2 separate regions of the Homo sapiens genome follow, and region 2 is linked to region 1. Evidence: read pairs that join two places in POLR2A ChIA-PET (ENCODE). Cell type or tissue: endothelial cell of umbilical vein. All regions are shown on one strand. Links, peaks and the distances in the headings refer to the core of each region. The heading gives the core; the rest is flanking DNA. Region 1 has its middle 240 kb from the start of SNORD3P3. Region 2 overlaps LOC105370604 (a long non-coding RNA gene).

What was found. Peaks named below come from ENCODE experiments on the same cell type or tissue, not always from the same donor. Only the 100,000 strongest peaks of a DNase experiment are listed, where the experiment ranks them.
Region 2: POLR2A ChIA-PET joins it to region 1 with 5 read pairs; 2 of 35 experiments call an interaction of 5 or more read pairs at or near these places.

The regions. Positions count from the first base shown.
Region 1 is chr14:85,028,720-85,033,133 of GRCh38, forward strand. No RefSeq gene overlaps it. Among named protein-coding and RNA genes, the nearest start is that of SNORD3P3, 240 kb to the right of the region's middle. In endothelial cell of umbilical vein, for the core only: no CTCF peak of the experiment used is centred there; no DNase peak of the experiment used is centred there.
Region 2 is chr14:85,163,437-85,167,850 of GRCh38, forward strand. The region is part of intron 3 of LOC105370604 (a long non-coding RNA gene); the gene reads right to left. Among named protein-coding and RNA genes, the nearest start is that of SNORD3P3, 110 kb to the right of the region's middle. In endothelial cell of umbilical vein, for the core only: no CTCF peak of the experiment used is centred there; a DNase peak (open chromatin) is centred at 1,865; H3K27ac peaks cover 711 bases.

The DNA of each region.
Region 1 (4,414 bases), core at 216-4,215:
TAATCACTATCCTTACTTCTAAATTCGTAGATCATTTTAGCTATTTTTACCTTTATACAAACAAAATAATACTGTATGTCCTCTTTTGTATATTGTTGCCTTTGTTCAATATTGTATTTGTGAAATTCATTGATTTCTCTTGTGTAGCAGTTAGGGTGTTCGCTCTTACTGTTAAATATTGTGGGGAATATACCAACATTCCATTACAGGAATATACCAGAATGTATTTATCCATTTGACTGTTAGTGGTCATTTTGAGTAGCTTTCAGTTGGAGGCTATTACAAATAATGCTACCATGAACCTTCTTATGCATGACTTTGGTTAATCATATGTGTGCAGTTTTGTTGAGTATATAATTAGGAATGGAAATAGTAGAAAAGTGAACATATGTATTTTTAGCTTTAGAAGATTCTGCCAATTTTCCAAAGTGTTTTTACTAAATGACAGGCCAACAACAGTTTTATGAAAGTTCTAGTTATCCACCTTCTGTGAAGACTTGGTCTGGTCAATCTTTTCTCTTTTAAGCTGTTCTGTGTGTTGTGTGGCGATATTTAATTGTGAATTTAATTTGCATTTCTTTGATGATAATGATATTGAGTATTTTTTCATATGGCTGTTGGCATTTATGTATCATCTTTTGTAAACTGTCTTTAAGATATTTAACGTATTTTTATGGTGAGGGGAGGCGGTTGGCTGTTTATTAATAAGTAGAAGTTCTTTATATATTTTAGATAGAAGTCCTTGTAGGATACATGTGTAACAGCTTCCCCCATGCCTGATTTTTATTGTCATGACAGTATCTTTTGATAAGCAGGAGTTCTTCATCATAATGTAGTCCATGTTTATCACTATTTCTTTATGGTTTATCACTATTTCTTTATGGTTGGTACTTCTCAATGTCCTATTTAAGAAATGTTTGCTATCCAGAGTCATGAGGATGTTCTCTTATGTTTTCTTCTTAAGTACAAAGTAGCAGTCAAGAGTTTTCTTCCTTTAGCGTAAATTAAAGGTCAGCATTCACTTTTTCCCACATGCACTTCTAATTTTCTGATTGATTCAGTCCTGTTTATTTAAAAGAAAAAAAAAATCCCTTCCCTGGAGCACTTCAGTAGAGTATTTTTCATAAATCAGGTGATTATATGCATCTGAATCTGTTTCTTGACCCTATTCTTTTTCCATTGATCTATATATCTCTTTGCTCCAATACCACATGTTCTTCATTTCCATGGCACTATAGTAAGTCTCAATATCTGAAAAGTCTTTCAATGTTGTTATTCTTTAAGATTATATTGGTCATTTTGGCCCTGTTCATTTCCATGTGTACGTTAAAATCAGTTTATTAATTTCCACACACAAATGCACACAATATATAGTTTATAAGATATCCTCCTTAACCACCTCATAATTATTATAATTATTACTAATGTTATTATTCTGCTATTGCTGTCCTGTATAGGGATATTTGTATATGCTCACACATTTACCTTTATCATTGCTTTTTATTCCCTCACGCCTTACTATTTTTCCATCTCAGATCATTTTTATTTGCCCGATTAAAAAAAATTTTAGTATTTGCATTAGTGTAAGTACACAGATGACAAATTCTTTTTTTTACATCTAAAAATGTATTTACTTTGTTGCCGCTTTAAAATTATTTTATTGTATCATCTTAGAGATTAATAATAATGATAATCCCACTGACTTGTTTAATAAGATTAATTCTACTTTCTTATACTCTTTACTGTTTCTATTGAAATGTTAGATGTCAGATTGGTACTGATTTGAGGCAATAAATCAATCTTTTCTTCCAATGGTTATTTGATATTGGAAGTCAGCAGTATTTCTCTAATGCCTTTGGGTGTGAATATTTTCATGTTTAATCTGCTTGGATTTTAAAACAAAATTTATAAATTAATAAATTTGCAAGTTAATGTCTTTAGTTTTGGAAAAGTTTTTTTTTTTTCAAATATTGCTTCTGCCTCTCATTTTTTCTCTCCTACACATCTGGGACAGTAAGTACAAATATATTACATATATCTTTACTGACCCCATATTATCTATTGTGTCCTTTTACATAGCTATTACCTTTTCTGCTCTCTATGCTTCAGGCTGTAAATATTCAACTGCCTCATCTTCTGTTTGTCTAATAACATCTGAAAGTTATCATTCAACTCATGTATTAAATTTTGAATGTTAATCAATATAATTCTTTTAGATTTAGACATTCAATATGATTCTCTTTCACTGGTTTTAATTCTCTAGGGAAAACCTATCCATTGTGTATTCATTTTCTTGAAAACATTAAGTTATTTTAAAGTCTGTATTTGATAACTCCAATAACCAGGTCATCTGTATTTTTATTTTCCTCTTGGCCTTATGTTTTATATTCCTAGCAATTTTTTATTGAATGTCAAATATTACATATGGTAACTTGTAGAATCTCAGAATGTTGTTACCTTTTTCTGTGAGGATTCATCTTATTTCTTGTAGATCAGTTGGAGTAAGGGCAGATAACCTTAATTTGCTCAAGGTCAGAACTGACTCTAAGCCGTTTTGTAGTTTTTGTTAAGACTAGATCTGCCTCTGATTCTCCACTACTCCTAAGTATAAGGGTTCCAACTAAGAGCCTGCATTGTTTTTTTTTTTTTTTTTTTTGAGCTTTTTTTTTTTTTTTTTTAATTATACTTTAAGTTTTAGGGTACATGTGCACATTGTGCAGGTTAGTTACATATGTATACATGTGCCATGCTGGTGCGCTGCACCCACTAACTCGTCATCTAGTATTGTTAATAGGCTGGGTCTTGAACTACTTTCCATGTAGCAGTACCAAGCACCCCTCCTGACTGGAGCTATTAAGGATTTATTACAAACATCCAGACCTCTAATATTTAAATAACAATAGCAGTATAAACATTTTGAAACAAGGGGTCAGTAGTTAAGGTCAGTTTCATATTTTACTATCAACATAATGATAGAAATGTGAGTCATCGTATAAGGTAAATTAACAACAACAACAAAAAACTCTGGTATATTGATACCAATCTATGGAATTTACTTATTTAAGTGCAAAATAAAAAAGATTAAATTTTTCTTGATTAGCTCTAAACATATAACAATGCAAATTCATGCATTTGAGTGATTTTTCTGTAAAATTATTGTATCAAAATCTGAGCTTGTAGAAATTTAAAAATTGACTTTGATCATGGCATTTTGTAATTTCAACATCTTTTTTCCTTAAATGAAAGGCACAAGAGGTTTCTTGTTTGTTTCATTTTTGTTTATTTGTTTGCTTGCCTTGTGTTTTTGTTTTTTTTTTTTTTTGTCAAAACCAGCAAGTAAAACTAAAATCCAAATTTCAGCGTACTTCTTAAAGTTTCATATGTCTGTCGCGACTAGAATAAAAAGATGCAGGAAAAAAGGCACTGCGCTGTCAAAGCTAATTCATCCAATAGTCAGAATGTATTTTATAAATATGTAATTTGTGTCTCTTCGAGATTATCCTTGGGTAAATATAATAAGGTGACTAATTATTTGGAAGATTTATAAAATGAGATGCAGAGATGTCAAGAGACCATTCATGGAGAATGAGATTGTATGGCCAAAGGCCCTTTAATTGCTCTTGTATATGTGAAATTTTAGACTTAATTTGTTATCTTCTCTAAAATTAATAACTGCTTTTCACATAACAAAAGCCTTTTATATTGTAGATAATGATCATTGATTCTCATCACTACAATGAGGAGAAGATGAAAAATAATAGATTTCATTTACCTGAATAAGGAATTAAATGAGCTAACATGTACGACCTCTCAGAAATAATAGGAGATATGTTCTCAAAAGAACAACCTAATGATGGTTTCAGAGATCTTTAAAATGACAGACTGATTTATATCCTGAATGAAAGAACGTAATTTAGTGGATGAAAGCATTTTGGGTGGGTTGGGGAGCCTGGGAAGGGGAAGGATATGCATTTGATTTTGAAATTTTGTTCCACTATTTAAATGTTGAGTGACCTTAGGCAAATCACTTAAGGACTCTAAGTCTCAGTTTCTTCTATTATAAGATAGAGGTAAAAATGACTTCCTTGTATGTTTGTTGCAGGGCTTGATATATGATCATAGCTAATATAAAAAGAACTTACATTTAATCCTCATAAACATATTATTGAAAAGGTAGTATTAGTTTTTTAGGAAGAAGTAAGACACATGCCCAAGGCCACACAGCTGCTAAGTAATGAGGCCAGGATTTAAGGCAATCTTTCAGGCAATCTTGCCTTAAAGTTTATGTTTCATACTGCCTCTCTGAATAAACACTTGTTCTCTTATTACAAGTATGCTAAAAATAAAGGCACATGGATTGATTGATGGCAATATACCAGTTGGTCGTTGTTACAAGGGGATCTTCTTACATTTT
Region 2 (4,414 bases), core at 270-4,269, 130 kb after region 1:
ATGGAAATTAAAAAATTCTTCGAACTGAACAACATAGTGACACAACCTATCAAAACCTCTAGGCTACAGCAAAGGCAGTGCTGAGAGGAAAGTCCATAGCCCTAAATGCCTACATCAAAAAGACTAAAAAAGCACAAATGGATATTCTAAAGTCACAGCTCAAGGGACTAGAGGAACAAGAACAAACCAAACTCAGCAGAAGAAAGAAAATAAACAAGATCAGAGCAGAACTAAATTAAATTGAAACCAAAAAAATACAAAAGATAAGTGAAACAAAAAGCCAGTTCTTTGAAAAGATAAATATAGATGACAGACCATTAGCAAGATTAACCAAGAAAAGAAGAGGGAGAAAACAAATAACCTCAATAAGAAATGAAATTGGAGATATTACAACTGACACCACAGAAATACAAAAGATCATTCAGGGCTACTATGAACACCTTTACACACATAAACTGGAAAACCTAGAAGAGGTAGAGAAATCCCTGGAAAAATACAACCTTCCTAGCTTAAATCAGGAAGAATTAGATACCCTAAACAGACCAGTAACAACAGTGAGATTGAAACTGTAATTTAAAAATTACCAACAAAAAAAGTTCAGGACCAGATGTGTTCACAGCATAATTCTACCAGACCTTCAAAGAAGAGTTGGTACCAATCCTATTGACACTATTCCACAAGATAGAGAAAGAGGGAACCCTCCCTAATTCATTGTATGAAGCCAGTCTCACCCTAATACCAAGTGAGCAGAATAAACAGACAACTCAGAGTGGGAGAAAATCTTCACAATCTGTACATCTGACAAAGGACTAATATCCAGAATCTACAAGAAACTCAAACAATCGGATCATAAAGTATGCTAAGGACATGAATAGAAAATTCTCAAAGAAAGATATACAAATGGCCAATAAATATATGAAAAAAATACTCGACATCACTAATGATCAGAGAAATGCAAATTAAAACCACAATACAATACCACCTAACTCCTGCAAGAAAGGCTACAATCGAAAAATCAAAAAACAGTAGATGTTGGCGTGGATGCAGTGATCAGGGAACACTTCTACACTGCTGGTGGGAATGTAAACTAGTACAGCCACTATAGAAAACTTTGTGGAACTAACTAACTCAAATGCCCATCCATCAACGAGTGGATAAAGAAACTGTGGTGAATGATGGAATACTACTCAGCCATAAAGAGGAATGAATTAACAGCATTTGCAGTGACCTGGATGAGACTGGAGACTATAATTCTAAACGAAGTAACTCAAGAATGGAAAACCAAACATTGTATGTCCTCACTGGTATGTGGGAGCTAAGCTATGAGCATGCAAAGGCATAAGAATGATACGATGGACTTTGGGGACTTGGGGGGAAGGATGGGAGAGGGGCAAGGGATAGAAGACTACAAATAGGGTGCAGTGTATACTGCTCGGGTAGTGGGTGCACCAAAATCTCACGAATCACCACTAAAGAACTTACTCATGTAACCAAACACCACCTGTACCCCAATAACATATAGAAAAATAAAAAAATTTTAAAAAGAAACAAACTATGGATACATGCAATGTAGTAGACAGAATAATGCTCCCACCTCCCCCAAAAAGATGTATACTCTCTAATCCCCATTACATGGCAAAGAGTCTTTGCAGGTTATTCTGGATTTTTCAGGTTGATTCAATCTAATCACAGAAACTCTTGAAAGCAAAGAATTTTCTGTGGCTATAGTCAGGGAGAGATGCAGCAGAAGTCAGAGGGATCCCAAGCATGAGAGATACCCTATCTGCCATTGCCGGAGGTGCACCACATTAAGTATAGGAAGGATGTAGGCAGGCTCTAGGAACAAAGACTGGCTCCTGGCTAACAGCCAGCAAGGAAATAGAGACCTCTGTCCTACAGCTGCAAGACACTGAACTTGGCTGACAACCTGAATTAACTTGGAAATGGATTCATCCCAAGTCTCTAGAAAGGAACACAGGCCTTGTTTTAGGCTTCATGAGATCCTAATCAGAGGGCCCCATTGAGCCACCGTTCCGAGACTTTTGATACTGAGAATGATAACTAAGACAAGAAATGTGTGAGACAATAAATGTGTGTTGTTTTAATTAAAAAAAAAAAAGTAAAAGGAGACAGCTGAGTTGGCAGAGTTAGGGAGCAACTGTGATCGTCTTGGATTAGTCTTTGAGTAGAAGAACATTAGAGGCACAAAATGTATGGAAATTCACTTATGGAAAAAGTAGAAGGTAGGTACAGTGATAAAAGTTAAGTATTTGACATGATAGTAAATTAGAAAATGAATATGACTAGATTTAGGAAACCTAGGTTAAAACCAGGAAGTTTTCCTTTCAGTTGTGTGACATTAAGAAACTCTTAAGTATATTCAATCTCAGTTTCTCCAGTGTAAAAAGAAAGGAAATTTACAACACATATTTGGATAGGTAGCTCTCATACACTGCTAGTGGGAGCAGAAATTAGCACAATCACATTGGAAAACTATTTGGTCACATCTACTAAAGCTGAATATATGCATACTACCTGAGCCAGCAATTCTTCTCATAAGGGTACACTCGAAAGAAATGATTCAATGGGTTCGCAGGGCAATACATACAAGAATTTTTATAGCAATATTATTCATAATATCTAAAAACAAGAAACATATGTAGTTAACAGTAGAATGGGTGACTTGATAGATTAATAAATGGAATACTGCACAACGTGAGAATGAATAAACCCTACTACATGCCATGAAAGGCTAGATTTTGAATTAATCTCACAAACACAATGTTAAACAAAAGAAGCCAGATGCAAAAGTACAGACTATGGAAATCTATTTATGTAAAGTTCAAAAGTAGACAAAAATGCTCTATGGTGTCAAAAATCAGGAATGTGACTATCCTAGAGGTCTACGTTATGGGGAGTACGAGCAGGGGTCTAAGCAGTCTTCGGAGATTCGTTACATGCAACAATTTGGATAAATCTCAAAGGCTGTAGGCTGAGTGAGGGGAAAAAACTAATCTCAAAAGCTCACAGACTATATTAATCTATTTATATAGCATTTGTGAAGTAACAAAATTACAGAAATCAACAGATTAGTGGTTTCTAGGGATTAGACATGGAAACTGGTGGTCAGAAGGGAGTGGGTACAGTAATAAAAGATAAACATGAGATATCCTTGTGGTGATGGAACTGTTCCTGTATTGACTATGGTGGTAGATACACAGATCTACACCTCTGATAGAATGCGTAGAACTACACACACACACACACAAATGAATACAAGTAAAACTGAGAACATTTTTTGTAAGATCAGTGGATTGTACCAAAGTCCATGTTCTGGTTGTGATATTACACTATAATCTTGCCAGATGTTACTATTGGGGGAAACTGCATAAAAAGTATAAGGGATCTCTTTGTGTAATTTCTTACAACAACATGTGGATTGATAATTTTCTCTAAATGGAAAGATTAATCAAATTTTGTGGCAGCAAGAGTTTGATAATATACTAATATTCTTAGCAACCAAAAAAATGTTTTTTCAGTTTTAAATTGATGAGATCCCTCATTTAATCTAAGTCTATTAATGCATAATCAACAAAAGCGTAAAATTCAATTAGGATTTAAGTAATATATTAACATTAGTATTTCTAAAGTTGTACTTCTATGCTATTAAAGAATCTTGAAGAAAGAATGTGTTTACTTAGGTGTGAGTCTGGGAATGTGTGTGTTAGGGCATCACTTATTACAGTAAACAAAGGGAACAGAGAAAAATTTGTCTGTGGACTTCCAGCCCTATTACAAGGAGTGAGTACACTGTCCAGCCAACATAAATATGTCCAGTCCATCTGGTAAACATATCCCTTTAGTGGAAAAAGTGCCTTAATTTAGTTTTTGAAAACTACATTTCTGATTATAAAGTAAGAAGTAGTAGTAAATTTGGAAAATCAGAAACATAAAAGGATGTTTAAATTGACCTTATAAACACTATTTTCATACTATTTTGTTTTAGATATGTATATTTTTGCAATGAGTTTTATGTTGTATGCAGTACCTCTTTCACTTATTCTGTTTGAATATTTTTCCCTGACATGAAATTGATTTTTTTAATGTTATTTGTAATGGTTATATAATGAACCCTATGACAGAAATATCAAAATTAACCAGTCTTATATTTCTTGAGTTAAGGCTACTAAATTTCTGTTTTCAAAAGTAATGTTCCTCATTCCTTAAGTATGAGCTGTACATAGTGACTTCCTTCCAAATAATACAGTATGCAAAGGGAGGGAGAAATGTGTAAAAAATAGAAAAACCTGAAGAAAAAAACTACCTCAGCCAGGTAATAAGATTGACAGCAAGAATGGTAACTCATCTTGATAGAGTTCACATTTGATATGATGTGGTGAAAACGATACTCTGT